2 separate regions of the Homo sapiens genome follow, and region 1 is linked to region 2. A link is an interaction called in ENCODE POLR2A ChIA-PET data of the cell type or tissue named here. Cell type or tissue: PC-3. All regions are shown on one strand. Region 1 overlaps KLHDC2 (kelch domain containing 2). Region 2 holds the start of LOC105378179 (a long non-coding RNA gene).

What was found. Peaks named below come from ENCODE experiments on the same cell type or tissue, not always from the same donor. Only the 100,000 strongest peaks of a DNase experiment are listed, where the experiment ranks them.
Region 1: POLR2A ChIA-PET joins it to region 2 with 10 read pairs; 10 of 35 experiments call an interaction of 5 or more read pairs at or near these places.

The regions. Positions count from the first base shown.
Region 1 is chr14:49,779,454-49,781,953 of GRCh38, forward strand. It overlaps KLHDC2 (kelch domain containing 2), which reads left to right. Exons shown (of 13, transcript NM_014315.3): 7 at 142-222; 8 at 295-353; 9 at 760-869; 10 at 1,250-1,322. Among named protein-coding and RNA genes, the nearest start is that of KLHDC2, 13 kb to the left of the region's middle. In PC-3, no CTCF peak of the experiment used is centred here; no DNase peak of the experiment used is centred here.
Region 2 is chr14:49,867,154-49,869,653 of GRCh38, forward strand. It overlaps LOC105378179 (a long non-coding RNA gene), which reads right to left and starts at 1,017. Exons shown (of 3, transcript XR_943839.3): 1 at 833-1,017. RefSeq lists a silencer at 1,042-1,231. In PC-3, no CTCF peak of the experiment used is centred here; a DNase peak (open chromatin) is centred at 1,258; H3K4me3 peaks cover 1,565 bases; H3K27ac peaks cover 1,512 bases.

The DNA.
Region 1 (2,500 bases), 88 kb before region 2:
TACAACTGTTGTCTAGAAGTCTACACTCCCAACTTTTAAAAGCTCAAGTGCCTTACATATTCTTATCCCATATCCAGAGTAGACATAGGTATTTTCCCTGTTTATAAAAAGTTCACTAACTTGCTTATGTGCCTCTAATAGGGTAAAGCACCTTCACCTCGTGCTGCCCATGCCTGTGCAACTGTCGGAAATAGAGGCTTCGTGTTTGGAGGCAGATATCGAGTAAGTATTCAAACGACTTCAATGACTTGCTTTTGAATTCTTCAAAATGATAACTTAATTATCCTTTTTTAGGATGCTAGAATGAATGATCTTCACTATCTTAATCTGGATACATGGGAGTGGAATGAATTGTAGGTATCACTTTAGATACATTTTTCCAAAATTCAGATTGTTTTTACCCTATATTCCCTACTATTGGTATATAATGTCCTTGCTTAACTTTTCTTTAACTATGAAATTAAATAAACATAATTACTAGGTCCTTAAGGAATGAATTTTATTTTTGTGTTTCCAGTTCCTGTAACTATGTGCCTAGTACATAGCATGTGCTCAGTGTTTGTTGAAAGGAAAAGGTCTGAAGTTGATTCTAACGTCAAAGAAAATATTTCAGTATAAAGCATGTAGTTTATACCAAGAAGCCTTTTTAAACTTAAGGTCTCTTTTTTCATAACATGTACATATAAATTTTAAAAGAAAACTTAAAAATACAGTAGCTGCTTCTAAATGCAGATATTGTAACTTAGCTATTATTTTCAGAATTCCACAAGGCATATGCCCAGTTGGTCGATCTTGGCACTCACTAACACCAGTTTCTTCAGATCATCTTTTTCTCTTTGGAGGATTTACCACTGATAAACAGCCACTAAGTAAGTCCTTGAAAAATATGATAATGAAATCATCATATATCATCCATATCTAATAGCTGAAAATGAGTCTATTAGAGACTGATGAGACGGCTTATAGGGTTGGTTGGAAGGTTTGAAATTAATTTTGATCCTGTAACATAGCTGTAATTGTACTATATGGCATACTTCTGTTCAATAAAGAACCTGGAGCACTTAAGAGCCCTGCTGAAGGGCTACAACATGCAAAGGGCTTACTTGGCTAATTGCAGGGGGGGGAAAAAAAAGAAAATATACTCTCTGTATCTGCTCATGATCTATTACCTTTCTTGCCAAAGCTGTGCCCTTTAAATGTCAATGTCATATTGACAGACTAACATACTTCATTTCTTTGCTTGAATCAGGTGATGCCTGGACTTACTGCATCAGTAAAAATGAATGGATACAATTTAATCATCCATATACCGAAAAACCAAGGTATTTAAAAGCAATTCATATACTGAATATGCATAAGACATAAGAATTGAGGTTTTGGCTGCATTATATCCAGCATTCTTATTTATAAAAATCTCAGCATTCACTAAGGTTTGAAATACTTCTCAAAGAAAAGAAAACCAATGTTATCCTAGTATCGAATGATCTCCTTTCCGTCATCTGTGCATGAAGAGTAGGGCTGGATTTTTATTTTTGCTTCTTCCTTCTGTTATAAAATTGACACATAGTTAAAATATACAATCAAGCTTTTCACTTCAATGAGTTGAACTGCATCTAAGTTTATTAAAAATGAGGGTCGGCCAGGCGTGGTGGCTCATGCCGGTAATCCCAGCACTTTAGGAGGCTGAGGCAGGTGGATCACCTGAGGTCAGGAGTTCCAGCCTGGCCAACATGGTGAAACCCCGTCTCTAGTAAAAATGCAAAATTAGCTGGGCGTGGTGGCGTATGCCTGTATAATCCCAGCTACTTGAGAGGCTGAGGCAGGACAATTGCCTGAACCAGGAAGGCAGAGGTTGCAGTGAGCTGAGATCGTGCCTTTGCACTCCAGCTTGGGCAACAAGAGTGAAACTCTGTCTCAAAAAAAAAAAAAAAAGGGGGTAGAGGTGCTGGAATGGGTAAAATGTTTAAACCTTAATCACATGGGAGGCGAGGTACAGTGGGATTACAGGATTACAGCTGTAATCCCAGCACTTCTGGAGGCTGAGGCAGGCAGAGTGCTTTAACCCAGGCATTCAAGACCAGCTTGGGCAACTTGGCAAAACCCCATCTCTACAAATAATAGAAAAATTAGCTAGGTGTGGTAGCATATGCCTGTAGTCCCAGCTATTCAGGAGGCAGAGGATGTAGTGAGCTGAGATTGCACCACTGCACTCCAGCCTGGGTGATAGAGCAAGACTCTGTCTCTTAAAAAAAAAAAAAATACATGGGGAAAAAACAAGAACTGTCAATTAGACTTGCAGTAGCACTGTATAACAAAGATGAAGAAATCAAATCATCCAAAAAAAGCTTATTAAACACTGATAATTTTCTCTTGTTAATCTCAGAACAAAATGCTAAAGGAAATGATACAGTCAAAATTCATGTTCAAAGCCTGCATTTTTTCCCCAAGTATCTAAACCAAGTATAGTCATGCAAGTAAGACTTCATTTGCACAAATGATC
Region 2 (2,500 bases):
GTAGAGACGGGGTTTCACCGTGTTAGCCAGGATGGTCTCGATCTCCTGACCTCGTGTTCCGCCCGCCTCGGCCTCCCAAAGTGCTGGGATTACAGGCGTGAGCCACCGCGCCCGGCCAGCCGTTTGCTTTTTTAACAGTGCAAAAAACAAGGCCGTGTCTGGCTATATGGGGCTTTGCTTGTTCAAAATGTAACCTCTATACGGCCGCGCGCAGTGGCTCACGCCTGTAATCCTAGCACTTTGTAAGGCCCCGGCAGGCGGATCACTTGAGGGCAGGAGTTCGAGGCCAGCCTGGCCAACATGGTGAAACCCCATCTCTACTAAAAATACAAAAATTAGCCTGGCCTGGTGGCGCGCGCCTGTAGTCCCAGTTATTCAGGAGGCTAAGGCAGGAGAATCGCTTGAACCCGGGAAGAGGAGGTTGCAGTAAGCCGAGACGTGCAACTGCATTCCAGTCTGGGCAAGACTCCGTCTCAAAAAAAAAAAAAAAAAAAGTAACCTGTATGAAAGTTAATTTTGTGGCACTGAACATTGGAGTAGATAATAACCTCATCTGAAATGGGATGTCTCAATCTGTCTACAAAAAACTCCATGCCATAGAGCTCAAAAGTTTGTAAATTAGTCCTTTGGAGACGTTAAAGAGCATGGAGTCATACGAAAAGGCTTTCTGCCCTGGTAAGGGAAGAAAGCTTGTGGGCAGGTTGAGTCTGGTCCTTGAGTTCTCAGCTCTCACCAGGGAAGGGGTACCAGACAAAGCTGAGGCTGAACTTGAGCCGCACAGGCCCTGATTGCTGGGCCGTGAGAGAACACCCGAGGAGGGGGCCCAACGCACCTGAAGAAAAGACGACGTGGAGGTCATAAACGACCAAGAGAAAGGGGCGCACCGCGGACACTATCGCCAGCCGGACCCCAGATCAAGAGAAATAGAAGAGGAGCCGGGGTCTCCAAACACTACAGGCTGGGGTCCCAGGGCAAGGGACTGGGCCGCCGGCGGAAGCGTCGGGGAGAGGCGGGACTGTCGGCGGGGTGTGGGAGAGGCGGGGCGTGGGAGAGGCGGGGCGTGGGAGAGGCGGGGCCACCAGCAAGTGGGCGGGCGGGAGGCGGGGCCGCAGTTGGGGTGTGGAAGAGGTGGGGCAGCCAGCAACTGGGAGGGGAGGGAGGCGGGGCCGCCGGCGGGGCGCGGTGAAGAGGCAGGCTGCCAGAGTGCCTGGCCGACAAATTACCCAGCGTGAGCTCGGTCACCTGGGTGTGGCGGTTCAACCCTGAGCTACGTCCTCCCACGGCGCCCGGAGTTTCCCCACCCTTGACACAATGCCTATTCGCAGCTCGCTGCAGCGGAGTCATCTACTGCTGCTGGCAGGATTTTCATTGCGACGGGTTGTTATGTGCATTTCAGGACATACCCCGTGGGTTGTCCCTGATTCAGTTACATTTAATAAACGAGCGGTGGATTAACCGGAATTACAGTTTGACAGAAAACACGTTTTCTTCTCGACAACACCCTGCGTGTAGGAAGAGCCTTTAATATGGTTGATACACAATATTTAATCGATCCAGAAACACATTTCTTGTGACAGGCTTTTAAATATCAGAATAAATCCTAAGAGTGAACAGTTGAAGTTACTTATCCAATGTTACACTGCTAGGCCTATAAATAAACTTGCGGGGTCTATTTTCTCCCATTTGAATATGCTTTGATTTCCATATGACAGTTCTGCCGAAATGTTTTGACATTTTAGATCTTAGTAGAACTCCATTACAACACGACTATTTATTACGTTGATTCTGATCTGACGTGTAATAAATCATGTCCCCAAACCAAAACTCCATACATTAATATCCTGATATTTAACACACTTTATCCAACTATTGATTCTATCTGTTCACACCAATGTGGTAAAAGCTTTATGTTGTATTTAATTTATTCATTTTGAAAATATTTAAAATGCTTCATTTTCATTAGCTAACTTTGAAGAGTGCTTCTTTTGTTTGGGGACTCTGTAGATTTAGGCTAATGTCACCATTCAGAATAATTGGCAAATTGATTTGCCTTTCTTTGACTTTCTATTCTCCAAGCTGATTATACGCTGAGGTTAACACATTTGAACTGGCCGGCCGGTTGGGTGGCTCACGCTTGTAATGCCAGCACTTTGGGAGGCGGAGGTGGGTGGATCACCTGAGGTGAGGAGTTCGAGACCAGCCTGGCCAACATGGTGAAACCCTGTCTCTACTAAAAATACAAAAAATTAACCGGGCGTGGTGGCGGGCGCCTGTAATCGCAGCTACCCGGGAGACAGAGGTTGCAGTGAGCCGCGGTCGCGCCATTGCACTCCAGCCTGGGCAATAAGAGCGAAACTCTGTCTCAAAAACAAATATATATGTGTGTGTATATATATATATATATATATATATATATATATATGTGTGTGTGTGTGTGTGTGTGTATATATATATACATATATATTTGAACGTGCCTAGATTGTGGTAGGAAAACAAATAC